Linked DNA regions of Homo sapiens: region 2 is linked to region 1. Evidence: read pairs that join two places in POLR2A ChIA-PET (ENCODE). Cell type or tissue: PC-9. All regions are shown on one strand. Each heading gives the region's core, and the rest is flanking DNA. Links, peaks and the distances in the headings are about the cores only.

Region 1 (8,236 bases), core at 1,239-6,238:
GCAAGTCACTTACCCTCCTGCAATCTTAACTTCTTCATCTGAGACAGGGTATGACAGTGCCACTTTCTCATAAAATTACTGTGAGGACAGAATGGGGAAATGTATGTGAAGGCACAGAGTGGACGCCTGATGAGCACCCAGCAGATGCAAGTCACCACTTAAGAAAACTAACAAAAATTATAAGGGGATGGGACACACAGAAACCCAGATGGGGAGAGCATGGAATAAGAGGCGTGGTGGCAGGTGTTGACGGTGGCAGAGTCTCCACATCAGAGGAGGCTTAGTTTGCACAAGTACCCCCTTGGCATTCAGGAAAAGCTTTTCAGTAGAAGGGACGTTTTGAGCTAAAACATGAAAGAAGGCTGAGAGGCTGGCTGTGGTGGTTCACTCCTCTAATCCCAGCACTTCAGGAGGCTGAGACAGGAGGATCGCTTGAGCCCATGAGTTCGGGAACTGCCTGAACAACAAAGTGAGACCCCGTCAAAAAATTAGAAAATTAACCAAGCGTAGTGTTGTGTGCCTGTGGCCCCAGCTGCTTGGGAGGCTGAGGTGGGAGGATCGCTGGAGCCCAGGAGATCGAGGCTGCAGTGAGCCATATTCACACCACTGCACTCCAGCTGAGACCCTGTCTCAAAAAAACAAGAAGACTGAGGAAGTCGTGGAGTTGGGGGCAAAGTTGCTGTAAACCAAAGGATGAGAAACAGACAGGCTGCTGGGCTAACTGGAGAAAGAAAATGGCTCAGGTGACCACACAAATCGATTCACTCATTCTCCCATTGGTCATCAGTCACCTCCCACAGCATCACCGTGGACCCTGCTGACAGCCAGAACCACTCCAGCTCTAAAACTCTAACTCCCACACCTCGCCAGCTGCCCACAGCCTCTCCTCTTCCCACTCACCAACTGCATGAATCCCTCCGCTTGTGCTCTCTGACGACACAGGCCCCTCCAGCCACTGGCCCTCTACTTTCTTCCAGCCCATCACCCTCTTCTTCCTCATGTCCTTCCTTATCACAGCTCAGCGTGGAGGTGCAGTGTCTCAGTAACGGTCTTTTCAATGCTATGAGTTCTCTTCCCTGTGTCTTCATCTCACTGGTCAAGCAAACTCCCCCCCTTCTGCATCCTCCCATGCCTGTCCCTGGCAAGCCAAATGCTGCTGAGACAGTCCCACCACAGCCAGAGGCTTCCCCATAGCTCCAGGACCCTCACTTCGAATGGGCCTTGGACACTGCTCAGTAATCAACCACTATCCATTGGCATCTTAAAAAACTTCACCACTCCTCAAACCTGTACCCCTCTGCCGTTATTCTTAGAGATGACACCACCTTCTACTTAACAGAGAAAGAAGATGCCACCCCTTGTCTTCTCCCATTGACACACACACACACACGCACACACACCTGCGTGCACACACATGCATGTGAACACATACACATGCAGACATTCAGAGACATGCACACACCCCTACATCTACCCTCTTCTCTTTTCCTCTGTTTCAACATGGAAGCTGTCGCTCTCATCTAAAGCCAACCCTCCACCTGGATTCTGGTGCCCTCCCTTTCCCTTTCCTCAGGAACCTATGTTTCTTATTATCCCTTCTTCTCTTGGATTTTCTGTCTCTACTTCTAGATAAGATCCTTTCAGCTAGCCTTTATACACAGTCAAATTACATTTTTTTTTTTTTTGAAATGGAGTCTTACTCTGTTGCCCAGGCTGGCGTGCAATGGTGCGATCTCAGCTCACTGCAACCTCCGCCTCCGGGGTTCAAGCAATTCTCCTGCCTCAGCCTCCCGGGTAGCTGGGATTACAGGTACCCACCACCATGCCTGGCTAATTTTTGCATTTTTAGTAGAGATGGGGTTTTGCCATATTGGCAAGGCTGGTCTTGAACTCCTAACCTCAGGTGATCTGCCCGCCTCAGCCTCCCAAAGTGCTGGCATTACAGGCATGGGCCACCGTGCCCAGCCCAAATCACCTTCTTAACCAAAAACAAATGCCACCTCTGTCGCCTTCTCATCTCCCTCAGCAACCACTCACTCTCTGTTTCTCATCTCCACTGCAGAGGCAGGGGCCGTCTGCACTGTCTCCATGTCCTTACCTCCCACTCGTCTTTTCTGACAGCTCTAGGGAGGCAAAAGTGATGTACAATGAACTGCACATACTGAAAGTGTACTATTTGATGAGTTTTGCCATATGTATACACCTGGGAAACCCTCACTATAATAAAGGTAATGAACATCTCCATCACTCACAAATGTCCTTGTTCCCATGTACAAGCTTCTTGCTCCATCACTCACTAAAAATACCCTTGATAAAGGTACCAGTGGTGTGCTTGCTTCAGTAGCACATACATTGAAATTGGAATGATACAGCTGCTCAAGGATGACACACAAATTTGTGATGTGTTCCATATTTTTAAAATGTCTTTATTTTAAAATGGTACCAGTGGGCTACCTCTCACCAAACCTGATGGGAAATGGTCATTGTCTCTCAGATGTCTCAGAAATATCCTAAATTCAATCTGTTCAAAACCAGACTGATAGGCTTATCCCCAAACCTACTTCTGCTCCAGTAGTACCACCAGGAATTGTTCCTGACACACTTAGGCAATGCTGCACAAAGCGCCTTCCACTTCACCTACACAGCTGCCTCCATCCCCTCCTCTCCATCTCCATCATCACCACCTTAGCCTCAAACTCCTTAATCACTCATCTGCAGCATAGCAGTGGTCTCCTAACAGCTAACTGTATTATGTTGGTGCACACACTTCACCTCCAAGCTGCAGCCAGAGGGATCTATTTGGAAGGCAAGTATGATCATGTAATCCTCACCCGCATTTATTATAAAATATGGACTAAGACTGAAATCCATAGCATGGCCTATAGGGCTTGTGAGGTCTGGCCTCTCCTCTCCTCTCCAGCCCTCCCTTACCCCATCCCCACCTTGCTCTCTGGGCTCTTACCACACTGGCCTCTTTTCAGTCCCTTTAACTAACTAGGATTCCCCATCACAGGGCTTGGCACATGTTGTTCCTCATCCTGAATGCTTTCCCATTCATGCTTCAGACCTTGGCTCAATTATCACTGCCTCAGAGAAGCCCTTCCTGACTTCACTAAGTGAGTTGAACGTCTTGTCCCATCTTCACTTAGCACTTAGCACCTCACCTTTGTAGTGGGTGCCACAGCTGTGATTTGATTATCTGTGTGCCTATCTGTTTCACTCACAATTCACTTCCTTTACTAAATTCCTAGGGAAGAGACAGGGTATGTCTTTCTTTGCTCACCATAGTAGCCTCAATGCCTGACCTAGTTGACCTAGTCCCTAGCATTAACAATAAATATGTGTGAAATGAATGAGCATACAGTGAGTACCTACTGTGTGCCACGCTCTTCTGCATATTCAGTTGCATTTACTCCTACCGCCAGCCTTTCCAGTTGGGTATTTTGTTCTTTATAAATGAGATGATCAAGGCTCAGGGAAGCTGAGAAACCTACGCATGGTCACACAGCTGGAAGTGACTGAGCCTGAGTCCTTGTCAGCTACCAGCTTCCTGGAAGGGGTGAGGGAGCATCTTCATATCCACTCCCATGCTCCATGGGTCTGTGCATAGGAGGTGCTTTACAGCATTACCTCAGTTCGCCCCCAGAATCGGCTTGTGATGTGGGTGCTCCAACCTTTTCCAAATGCAGTCATCTCATTGAATTACAGAAAGATTATGTGAGCAGCCTACAGTTACTCAGCAAAATTGCAGAGCTGGCCTTGTAATACAGAGTATCTGGGATGTTTTCACCGCACTGGGCACGATAGAACAGGCAGGTGAAATCAGCATGGAGGAATCGTTAACTCCCAAACAAAGGTCTGAGCTGGGTGCTGAACCTCCCCTCCGGTCACACTCACCACTCTGAGTCATCTGGGCTTTGGAAAATGCTCTTTCTTGGAGCTGCTCTGTTGGTGCATGACCCTGGCATTGGAGAGTGTCCAACCAAAGGGGAAGCAAGGGTGGGAGCCATGCTACATCCTGGTGCCAACTCAAGGAGGCTCATGTCAAGAAGGGAGGTGGCAGCGTGTCCCTGCAGCTGACCTTCCACCTCAGCTTAAAAATAAATTCTGGTTTTGGGGTGGCTTTTCCACCGAGTCTGTGTCAGCCATCATCTTCCCTCTGGGCACAGTGTGGAAGCACGGGGTGGGTGCGGCCCAGGAGGACGGTGCCAGGTGTCTGCAGGCCCTGGGCAGGATCAGCCAGTATCCAGCTGGACTAGAACCAAGAGCCCTTGGGCGCTGGAGCTGCTTGGGCCTGTGCCTCCCTGCCTGCCTTTCTTGTGAGATGGGAGAGGCTCATCAGCTGCGGTGGCTTATGGTAATAGTGGGGTTCCTAGGAAGACTTCTCTAGGCTGGCCAAGTGAAGACCACCATCTGACTGGTGGGATGGGCAGTCTGCCCACCTGCCTCCCTGTGGTGGATCCATTGGAGACCCCATGCTTTCCTCTGCAGGCCCACGGCTCATGCCTTCCTTCTAGGTATAACTGAATAGAGCAGTGTTTCTCAAATTATCTACAATCGATCTCAGACCCATCTTTTCAGGTCACACCCCTTGCATGTTGTGGCAATTCCAAATTACTATAAAACATTTCTAATTTTTTACTCAGGATTTTGGTACTTAGCTCACTGTGGTCTAGGAACAAGGAGTTAGCTGATTTGCATGGTCCACGGACCACACTTTGAGGACCACTGGAATCGAGGACCAATTGTCGGCTAAGATCTTGGGGGCGTGAGTGAGGGGACCCAGAAATGAGAAAGACCCTGTCTGTTGCCCTGGAGGAGCACAGGCTCTAGAGAAAGAGACCTGAATTCAATCCTGCCTTTTCACCTGCTAATAATGTTTGGCAGGTACTTCCTTTTGTTGTGCCTCAGTTTCTTTATCTGGAAAACAAGGATACCTATTATAGAAAGTAGCTATTGTTTCTTTCTTCTCATTGTCTGGACAAAGATATATAGCATCTGATTTTCCTTTACATTTGGGTAGATTGACCCCTTCCCATGGCTTCAGGGATGGGGATATAACCTAAGTGTGGCCAGTTAGCAAATCTGATCTCCCTGGTTTATGATTGGTCCAGAATTGTGCACACACCCAAGCTGATGCACTGAAGGTCTGTCATGGACCCCTCGCTGGATGTGTTGAAGAAAAGATGCTGTTTTTCTGCTGGGGTTGCTAAGTACAAGGATCATCTTTCTGAAAACAAAGTCAGTACAGAAGAAAGCCAAGCCAAAAGATGGAGAAAAAGGCTCCTTGAAACAGTGTTTGAGTGCCTGGTTCCAGACAAGCCTAAAGCTACACTGATTCATGGAACTTTCAATTAGGTGCTATACATCTTTTTAATTTTTTCCTAAGTTGGTTTGAGTTTAATTTTGTTACCCACAACCAAAGAATTTTTTTTTGTTTTTGTTTTTGTTGTTTTTTGAGATGGAGTCTTGCTTTGTCACCTAGGCTGGAGTGCAGTGGTATGATCTCGGCTCACTGCAACCTCCACCTCCCAGGTTCAAGAGATTCTCCTGCCTCAGCCCCCTGAGCAGCTGGGATTACAGGCACCCGCCACCACGCCCAGCTAATTTTTGTATTTTTAGTAGAGATTGGGCTTCATCATGTTGGCCAGGCTGGCCTTGAACTCCTGACCTCAAGTGATCTGCCCACTTTGGGCTCCCGAAGTGCTGGGATTACAGGCATGAGCCACTGTGCCCGGCCAAGAAATTTTAAAATACCAATCATGAGATGAAGTAATATATGAAAAGGGCTCACCACAGTGTCTGACACAGATTAAACACCCAATAAATGGAAACTATCATCATTATTCTCATCATCCAGTATCCATTGAGGTGTATTATATGCTGTGTACTGGGGATATGAAGATAAATCAGATATAATCTGTCCTTAAGAAGTTTCCAGTCTATGGGGAGGTATGAATCAAAGAGACCCAATTCTTGTAACAAACAGGGAAAAAGTCCATCAGGGTCAACAGAGCTGGACTAACCAAGGGTCATGTGGCTGCAGGAAGAGAAAGACACTGACGGGCTGGCGCAATGGCTCACACCTGTAATTCCAGCACTTTGGGAGGCCGAGGCAGGTGGATCACTTGAGCTCAGGAGTTTGAGACAAGCCTGGCCAACATGGTGAAACCCCGTCTCTACTAAAAATACAAAAATTAGCCGGGCGTGGTGGCACGTGCCTGTAGTCCCAGCTACGTGGGAAGCTGAGGCAGGAGAATTGCTTGAACCCAGGACACAGAGGTTGCAGTGAGCTGAGATTGTGCCACTGTACTCCAGCCTGGGCAACAGAGTGAGACTCCATCTCAATAAATAAATAATAAAATAAATAAAAATTGACTTTATTATAATTTTTAAGGAAGCTAAAGGCAAGAGAAATCCAACTGACTAATGCTCAGAAAAGATTTCCTGGTCTCTTCAGCACATAATGTTCCCTGCTAGTTTCACCCTTTTGATGCTTCCTAAATAAGACATGTCCTAGAGATGTTCATTCCTGCTGAGATGCACCATGCTCTTGGTATTCTGTCTTTCCCCTGCTCATTCACCCCACCCCTGCACCACACCCAATCATTTGCCAAATCCTGTTCATTCAAACCCTGCAATGGTCTTTCACAAGGCCGTCCCCTCCTGTCCATCTTCCCACTCCCCCGGCCCTGCTGCGCACACAGCCTCTACCCAGGATCCACTATATCCCATCTCACCTCCTCTTCCCACAGCACATTCCGGAGCTGGTGAGAGCTTCTCATTGCCTAAGAAATAAACAGCAAACCTCTAGTGGGACTGCAGGGCTTCCATGAACACTTCTCACTTTCCTTTCTAAAACAGGTGCTATTGGTACCCTGCCCATGCCCCTTAGCCCATCTGGAAAGTCACCTACGGATTTTGTGAAGGATTCTTGTACACACTGGTGGTTTCACGCCTCAAGCATTCACAGTCCTCTGCCCCAGGGCTTTCTTTGGTGGCTGGAGGTGGCTCACCCACCTGGGCAGGGTTGAATAGCCAGAGAGTTGATGTCCTGGGGAGCAACCCTCAACCACTGGAATTCTGGACCTACCAGAATAGGCAGACAAATACTCCAACATCGTTGCCTTTCTGCGGAACAATTCTAAAGTGTGTTGTACAGAGTCTCTCAGAGGGTCCTCAGTTACCCAACTTACTCATCTTTTATTGGCTTTCCTCTCTTCTCTGCCTCTCTTCGCCACTTCTTCACAGTGCTCCCTTCAACATCCTCTCAAATAAAATACTTGCCCACCCTCTTAAATCCTTGATTCAGCATCTACTTTGTGAGGTGCCCAAATCAGGACACTTTCAAAGCCTAGGCATAATTCCCATCACACTGTGTCATGCACCCTTAAGTACAACCAACTTAAAACTATATGCCCCCTGCTTTCACCCTTCTATGACTTTGTCTGGCTGTACCTTCACCTTGAAAGACTTCCCACTTTCACATCTGTCCTCTCCCATCTATTGTTCAAGAATCAACTCAGGTTTCAGTGTTTTTCATGATAAGCACAAGGAGTGATCCCTCAATGCTTTGAACTCCAGAGCAGTTTATCACTTCCTTCAGCATCACCTTTGTCCTCCAGGTTTCTCAACCTAGCGGAGTCTATTGACAAACTCTCCTTTACTTTTGTTCAGCTGATGACCCCCATGGCCGGATCTAAACCTTATCATTACCCAGTTCTGGGATCTTAGATTCTAGTGTTTCCTGGATGACCACAGATACCTTTGGCTTTCTTGCTCCAGGGACACCTGCTCTATGAGGTTATCGAGGTCCCCAATCTCTTCCTCCCTATCTCTCAGCCTCTCTAGACCAGGCCTACCCTACCAATCCCATCCAGGTGAATCTTTTCCTCTAACTCACCAATCCCTTGGCCTCTTCCATCCTTCCATTTGTACAAAACCCACGTCTCGGTCAGTTCACCCATCAGCTTCATTGGTTTCCTCTCACCAGTAGCCTCAGAAGAAGTGCAAATCAGTTAAGAGAGTACACAGGACTTACCAGGACTAAAACCCTAGCTCCACAGCTATTCACTGTATGACCTCAGGCAATGTAAGTTTTTGGACTGCAGCCTCCTTCTCTGTAAAAGAGAAAAATAATAAAATGTTCTTCTACCCTCAGATAAAATTCAGTATTATTGAACCTTCAGTGTAAGGTTCAATTTTTAAATACCAAAGACAGGACAAACCGTCAGTA
Region 2 (8,236 bases), core at 2,100-7,099, 1.2 Mb after region 1:
CCAGATTAAGGAGCTCTGTGAAGAGAATCTGCTTATCAACATACTGATGAATGGGCTGGGTCAAGGGTGAGAGTCAGAGGCAGCCAGCGCTGAAGCGTAACCCCCTTGGATTAGAGTGGGTCGTTCTGTCTTTATGCCTATGTTAGCTGCTAAAGCAATTTGCAATCTGGACCTGATGCTCCTTTGATAGTCTTTCTTATCCAGAGTGTTTCCATGGGCCTGCTACCATTCAGCTGTGTCACTGGTTAGCTGCTGGCAAGACATCTGTGAATTCCTTTCCATCCTGACAGAAGCAGTTTATCCATTCTGCATATCCAGAGGTTCTCCTCATGACTCAGAGCCCCTCTGAGAAGAGAAACAGGTGAGCCAGGTGGTCTACTTACACATGTTCCAGTGCCCGGTTAGGGTAGTTCCAGCTCCTCTGTCTGAAAGTTGCCCATGACAAACTATTTATGGAGTAAGTAGGAGCATCTCTATGTGAAAGAACCAGCCTGAAGATGGCCACAGCTGCCTCCTTGATCTGTTCTTTCCGGGGCTTTAGAAATGGTGAGAAGTCACACTAGTTTTCTGCATCTTCATTTTCTTATCCATAAGACATAGGATGGGGAGATGATTGTCTGGCTCTGACCTCCTCTAAGTTTCTGTAACCCTCCAGCTCTCTGCTTGCTACGCACACCCAAATGTGAATGGTTTCTTCCCTCTCCTTTCCCTTCCTGTGAACCCGACCAGGGTGCTATAAACCCAAAGGAAATTTGGAAGGAAGGGAAGAAAAGGCCTGTCCCAATCCTGAGCCCTTGGGGAATCTCCAGTGGAAGAATTTAGAGAGTCTGTAGGGGAGAGCGGATGGGAAGGAGGGGAAAATGCAGAGCCAGGAGGGGCTGCCACTTCCTTTTGGTGCAGAGGATGGAATCTTCACCTCTCTCCACGTCTGATTCCAGGATGGATGATTTAGGGGGAATTTTCTGCAGATGGCTAATCCCATTCAGAAATTCTTCTTAGCTTCTATCAATAGTTGCGGCCCTTCTTAATCTGGATGTATTTGCTCATTTCCTGCAATAATCAGCTCTCACAATCGTAAATTTTAGAGCCAGGGAGAAACTTAGAGGCCAGCTTCTTAGCTTCAGCTTGACAGATGGAGAATCCTGGACTACAAAAATTTAAATGACTTGTCCAAGGTCACACAACCAACTAATTGAGAGAGGTAGAATTACTAGGATCTAATTTACATACAGTGAAATGTACAGATCTTATGTGTGCCGTTAGATCAATTTTGACGAACTCATGCACATGTGCTGCCCGCACCTCCGCTGGAGAACCAGAATTAGAATCATGCTCTTGGCTACAAATGCAAAAGTACAGAAAGCATAATGCCCACTGGGATTTCAGCTTCCATTTGGGAAGACCTTCCTTTCTCTGAAGGTCTGGTCCCCACTCCCTGAACTGGCACATGGTATCACCTCCCCTTTCCTTTCTTCTTTTGTCCCATTCCAAGAACCTATATTATTTTTGAGCCGGAGTTCAGATGTCTTCCTAGTTTAGTCAGGGTTGTCTAGGAAACTAGAAATAACTGCAGATTCCAGGCTCTACAGATCAGGTGATCCTTGGCTCCTCTCTTCAGAGCCATGTTAATTCCTGCCATCCTTTTCCAGCGTTCTCTGCTTTTTCCTGCCCTCACATTACTGGGATCACCCCCACCTTACGCAGTTTACTTTCAGCTCCCCAGCAGAAGCAGATCTGACCCTGCAGCTTAACTTCCCAGGAGGCAGTTGCTGGTAGCAGTCGATGCTGGGTGACATGTGCACAGATGACTCTGCGTCTGGGAACGTATGTGACAGTGGAGGAGGAACGCCTGTGAAATTCAACTTCTGTTTGACTCATCCTTGCCTTCCAGGAACTGGAGGAGGTGTGCATTTGAGACTGTTCAAGTCCATTTCACCTTAAGCATTGCTCTTGTGTGTGTGTGCATTCATTGTTTCCTTCCCTCCCGCTGCCATTCAGAATAACTGCAGCTGTGAGCCACTGCACTTGGGGTTACCATCTGAAAGGGAACCTGCTTATCTTCCGTCTATATCTGCCAAGTGAGAAAACTTGTCTCTACGTCAGTAAAGCTGGGCAGTGATGATATCCCTTGTTTTCAGGGATCTTTATCTGATTCCCTTGCCTGACTCCTAAAACCTAAGTCTCTGACCTGCCCTCCAATTCTCTTTTCACAACAAGCTGCCTGTCTTTGTCAAGATCTGTGGTCCACAGTCCTGTTGAATCTGTAGTTCATTTCTTAGACTCCCAGTGTGTCTAAAGAAATAGGAGGCAGGAGGCAAGCTTGGAGGGAATGGGAAATGTTGACAGCCATGCAGAAATGGATGGGGAGAGATGCATGCCAGGATGTTTGCAGTGGCTTGGGGGTGGAGGCAGAGGAGGTGCTGGGTGGCAAAGAGGAGGGAAAGAGAGGGGAGAGGGGAGGAGAAAAGAAAACAATGACTCAGTTCTTACACACTGAAGCATATGCATAAGTGTGAAAATAACTAAGCCCTACAGTATTTCAGCAGAAGGAAGGATTAGAGTTCTGGATTTCTGAGGATTTCTATCTTGTTCTCATGACTGCTCTTAGCTTATGGTCAGATAAATGTTAGGGGAGCATCAACGGAAGGAGCAAGAGAGGTGGAGAGGAGTGCAGAGCCCACACTTGTTGCTTATTTGTTTGGACAGACAGCCATTTCATTGGTGGATAAAACTTCACTTAACTTGTTAACTCCCCTTTGAAATGAGGAAGCATTGTCCGTAGCCTCGTGCTTCCAGTCAGTGCCACCTTTGGGTGGTCTGGCCTTTTTAAGTTCTTGTAAAGCTGCTCGAACCTGTGTCTTTATGTCTGACGATGCCACCTCCACCTCACATCCCCCAAGTTTTAAAATTCAGAACTGCCCCTGACTCATCCTTCATCCGCCCCCCGGCCAAATTTGTTTCCAAGCCCTTTAGATATTTGCTTTGTGGTATCTTCCAGATCTATTTCTTTCTCTCCCGTTGCCAACACCGTGGCCAGCCTGGTCTACACTGTAAAAGCTTTCTAATGTTCTCATCACCTCTCGTCTAGTCTGCATCCCCACAAAAAGCTAAAGTCTTGAAGTTTTTATTTAATTATGTTAATCTGCTGTTCACAAGTCTCCAACTGCTCCCTGCAGCTTATTGGAGAAAGCCCAAGCTTCTCTGTGTGGGATTCAGACCTCTCTGAAATCTGGCCTCCTTCCTTCCTATCAACGCTCTCATCTCTGCCTCCCTTGCACAAATCCTCCTCCCAGGGCTGGAAATGCAGGCAGCATGTGCAGGATGCAGAGCCTGTCTCATGCGGCGCTCACAGTCTCCCCACATCCCCAGAGGCCAGCTCACTTCTTAGCCACCTGCCTAAAATTTCCCCACCCTTCAAGGTAAACTCAATCCATTTTCCCATAAAGGCTGACCTGCATCCTCCTGAAAATGCCAGCTGCCCTCTTGGGCCTCTAGCAGAACACACTCCTGGATTCTTTGTGCCTTGATTTACCGTATTGCCAGCTACCATTGTGAATCTCATCTCCTTGGTTAAATCATAAGCCCTTAGAGTAGAGCAACTAGGTTTTTCTTTTTTCATTTCTTTTTTATAACCCTAGTGCTTGGCCTGGTGCAGTGTGCTCACAGGCCTCCATGAATTATTTTGGAGGAATTAAAGTGGACTTATCGGGCAAGCTACAAAGTGACTTTGTGTATTCAGCTATAACATGGTCCCCAGATGGAGCATGGTGTAGGAGTTTTATTTGGAGTCATTAGCCATTCTGCCCATACTGACGGACACAGGCAGTGCTATAGGCTGTGAATGGCACACAGCTTTTAACCACCACCCACCTCCAGTGCCCTGGCTCGAGTGTGCTGAGGGGCTGGCAGCAAGGCCTCTCCTCCCTCGTAGTTCGGGATTTTAATCACGTTGCCAAGAACCTAGTCCTGGCTTTGCCTCAATCTGATTCCACCTCCCTCCTGGAAGATGTTCTTCTTTTTGCTTTATTTTGGCTGCCAGTTTCGCTGCTCTGCTGCTTTCAGGTTTGTGTGCTTAAGGTGTGCCCACAGGAAAATTAGCCAGAATTCTAATTCCACGTGTGACTTCTTCGTTAGTGGAGTAATTTAAGAGATGTGAGTGTTCTGTTTCCAGCTGGCATTATACCTGTGGGGGCCAGACCCAGCAGGAAACTCCAACAATGGCAATGGTGGAGATATTAGGGGGAAATATCCCCTTAGTGAAAATGTAGAAGGTCCTCTGAAAACACTGCAAAATTTTTGCAAAAGGAGGGCGTCAGATACATTCAGATCCCTTTCCAATCCAAGAATAGTTTATTCTCTAAGAGCTATCTGGCTCCAGGTGTCTGCTTACTACAAACACAATGGAATTCTCCAAGTCCTAGCAGGGTTTTGACCAGCTCAGGAGAAAATTGCTATGTAAATACCTGTAGGGGAGTGGGGTTAGGAGGGTGTTTATGTCAAATTCTTGTACCAAAGCCAAATGCAAAGCAGGGAAAAAAGTTATAGCTTGAGATAAACAGACCACTGGCCCCACCTTAGGAGTCTTTGTGCTATGCTGACCTTGATTATGAACATGTTTGTTGTGGTAGGATTTGATCTATGACCACGAAGGTTTTCCATCTTGTCAAGGGGGAGATTTAAGGAATTCCCCCACTGTGGCATGCTGTAGCTACTAGAGGCATAACCATGTCGATTTGACTCTTCTCTCCGATATAACTGGGGTGTCTTTATGCAGAAGCTTATGAGAGATGTTTAGGCATCAAATCCACCTTGGGAAATCCTGGTGGAGGTCTTCAGAATCCAGTTGTTGATCCGCAAGCCATCTTTTCTTTGAGGTTTGCCTGCTACCTTTGCTGGTCTGGACAAGAGTGAAATGATCCCAGTGTAATAAAGGACTTCAGAGCTCATCCAGTTCTGCTGTCCACAAGGCACAGAGATGCCCAGTTCCCTGATGGGCAACCACCTGGCCCTGCTCAACCCTTCCCAGCGGTAGGGAGTTCACTTTGAGGCCACCTACTCTGCTGCATCTAATTATGAAAACGGGCTTCCTTTTTAAACATGAACAGGCAATTCGCAAGAGGAACAAGGCAAATGAAAAACTGTTAGTCATCCCTGGTAATTAAAGAAAGGCAAATTAGAACAATGAAAGGTTGTTCTTTCCCCTAACAAATTGGCAAAGATTGTCTAAAGGTTAGCAGTCAGCGTAGATGAAGGTTTGAGGAGATGGGCTCACACCTATTTCTTAAAGACTATTTGGCAATATGTGTTAAAAAGCCTTAAAAATCCCAAATGTCCTTTGGCTTGGTAACTTCAGAGAGATGCTCTAGGTGGCCAGTGGTGGAGGTAGGATGTGAATCCAGGCAATCTGTCTCCAGAGCCCACATCCCTACCCTTACATTCTCCTGCCTCTTGTAACAGACATGTGGAGTGGAAAATAGGTACTAAGCGGTATGTAGAATATGACCCCATTTTTGTTTAAAATATTGAAGACATGACATTACTTTTATAATTAGAAAAAATTGTTTACGAAAATCTATTTTTTAATATTTAGCCAAATTCTGATTTTCCTTAGCCATTACCCATTTTTAAAACCCATTCATTTACCAAATTTTCATTGAGTTCTTTCTATAGGCTGGGCATGGTGCCAGCTACTCTGGTTCGGCAGGGTAGAAAACTGGCCAGGCCCAGCTTCCATGCCACAGGGGAGACTAATGATAAATAAGTAAACAGACCCTAGGGGCAGTCATTTGTTGATGCCAACTGTGTGCTGGGCATTCTTCTAACTGATGTTGATGTTTCATAGATTTACTCTTTCAATCCTTTACATAATTCCTTTAATAACCCTGGGCAGCATATAGCATTAATACCCAAGGCCACCCAGCCAGTAAGCAGTGGGGTCAGGACTCTCCAGCCTGAGCTGCCAACCTCTCCAGCTTCTCCAGCCTCTCTTCTTACTGATGTATTATAATCCAGCCACAATGGCCTTCTTTCCTGCCTCGGAAGCTTTGCACTTGACATTCTGTCTGCCCAGGCACCCCCTCTCCCACTAGACCCCCTCCTCATGCAGGTCACAGAGGCCTTTGCTGAGCTGCTGGTCTGGTCCATCGTGACTTCCCTCTTACCCCTGTAGACATTCTCCATCACTTAACATCACATCATCTTGTTTTACTTTCTTGTGGCTGTTTTCTCTCTCTGACATTATCTGACACTGTTTCACCCGCTGGATTGTAAGCTCTATGGAAAACATGATCCTTGTCCATGTGGTTCACCCACTATCCCCAGCACCTAGCATAGTACCCAGCATAGGGTAGGTGTTACTGGAGACAGTGGGAAATGAATAAATGAGGGATGATGAGCACATATCCTAGGAGAGTGGTCTCCAAAGTGGGATGTCGGTGTTGGAGACCATGGAAGGTGAGATGGTCCATTGTGGGGCAGGAAGAAATTATGATTGAGAAGTAGATAGACACATAGGAAGATGACCCACACACATCTCATCCTTTTTCCCATTTTTGTGAATGACAGGGCATGAATATAATTTATAAATAAACAAATGTGCACATAGGCAGGTACACTCAAATGTTTATTGTTAGGGCATATGACCAAAAAGCTTTGGGGATCACCGGCCTAGAAGGAGAGTCAGACAAGGAAACAGTCCATTCCAATATGGTGGAAAAGGTGTCCCAACAGAGCAGAGTGCTGTGGTAGCATCTGCAGGGCCACCTAACCTTCCGTGGAGCATTGATTACTGGGTAAAACTTATGTTTTCCATTATTTTGTAAATGTTAGGAATGATCATTTTTAAAACTATTCAAAAATACATAAGCTCTCATTTTTAGACCATTAAAGCAACCTGAATGACCATAGCCTTTATGGTCATTGTCGTAATAAATGGTGAGAGAGAGAGAGAGAGAGATTGATTGATTGATTGAGATTTCACAGTTAACTAGTTGGAGAGGCTAACTCCAAAGAGTTATATGGCTGTTAAGGAACTGTGGTGAAATATCCAGGTTGTCCTTGCTTTCTGAGCTGCAAAAGTAATCTGAAAGTTAGAAAAATAAACATACATTGAAACTCCAGTCTTCTAGCTTAGAGAGGTAATAGGAGGTAGCAGGGGAAAAACTTGGGCTTGAGTCTCACCCCTACCTCTTTCCTTCTGCATGACTTTGAGCAAGTCCTTTTCTCAGGACTCCCATCTACAAGATGGGCATGAGGATGCATACCTCATAGGCATCATGTTGTGAAAATGAAACAAAATTGCTTGGTGTGGAGTGGGTCTTGATGAATATTAGTTCCCGTCTAGTTCCTCTGTTTAAGGAGAAAACCCCATGTTATTTAGAAAGGGCCTAAACGTACATCCTTTAGAACATCATCAGGAACATGATTTTTTTTTTTCTATACTTGGTTAAACTGAGTTGTACTTGAAATACATTCTTCTTTAAATCACTTAAATTGATTTCATGTAAACCACAGCCACCCTTCCTGGGGTGGTATTGACCCTTGATATTTTACTGGTGATACCATCAGACCAACCCTCTTTTCTTCCTGGGCTTGACCTCAAATGATGCCACAGCTGGATTTCTGTAGTACAAATAACTCTTGTCTTCTAAGCATGGAGGGTTGCAGTTGGATGGAAGCAGAGTAAACAGAGAGAAGCCGGGACCTTGGCTTGGGAACCACCTGTGTCCAGGGAGAGGGGCCTCTTGTGGAATGGGGGAGGAGGGCTGGATGGCCAGTTTGGAGGAGAGGAATTGGATCAGGAAGGGGAGGACTGAGTTGGGCAGAACTCAGCAGATTCCTTGGCATGCACTGCAGAAGGATTCCCTGAAGGGCTGCACAGAAAAGAAATGTGCTGTGTGCTTGGCAGGCCAGAAACCACAGAGAACCTGGCAATGCTTTTTGAGGATTTGGGAGCAGAAAAGCAGACTCCCTAGGTGGTTATTTATAGAGCCGCAGCAGTAATGATCAGTTAGAAAAAATAAATTATAACTCAGTTGAACCTGAAATAACTTTTCTTTTGCAACCCCAGGCATCCCACACGGGCTGTGTTCCTGCCGATAGTGTTCCTGGAGGCTGAGGGTCAGTCCCACACCAGGCTCACTTATGCCTCCCCCAAGCTTCAGCGCCGTCAACAAAGCAAGGAGAGGGAGTTTCTGGGTAGAGATGGGGAGAATTCTGGCTGGATGACTCCTTTTCC

The links. ChIA-PET counts read pairs that join two places held together with the same protein. Peaks named below come from ENCODE experiments on the same cell type or tissue, not always from the same donor. Only the 100,000 strongest peaks of a DNase experiment are listed, where the experiment ranks them.
Region 2: POLR2A ChIA-PET joins it to region 1 with 7 read pairs; 1 of 35 experiments calls an interaction of 5 or more read pairs at or near these places.

The regions. Positions count from the first base shown.
Region 1 is chr1:43,017,730-43,025,965 of GRCh38, reverse strand. It overlaps the pseudogene LOC124904715. Among named protein-coding and RNA genes, the nearest start is that of SLC2A1-DT, 63 kb to the right of the region's middle. In PC-9, for the core only: no CTCF peak of the experiment used is centred there; a DNase peak (open chromatin) is centred at 4,235.
Region 2 is chr1:41,856,703-41,864,938 of GRCh38, reverse strand. All of the region lies in intron 1 of HIVEP3 (HIVEP zinc finger 3), which reads left to right. Among named protein-coding and RNA genes, the nearest start is that of HIVEP3, 58 kb to the left of the region's middle. In PC-9, for the core only: no CTCF peak of the experiment used is centred there; DNase peaks (open chromatin) are centred at 2,458, 2,958, 4,478 and 5,745; H3K4me3 peaks cover 1,404 bases; H3K27ac peaks cover 3,299 bases.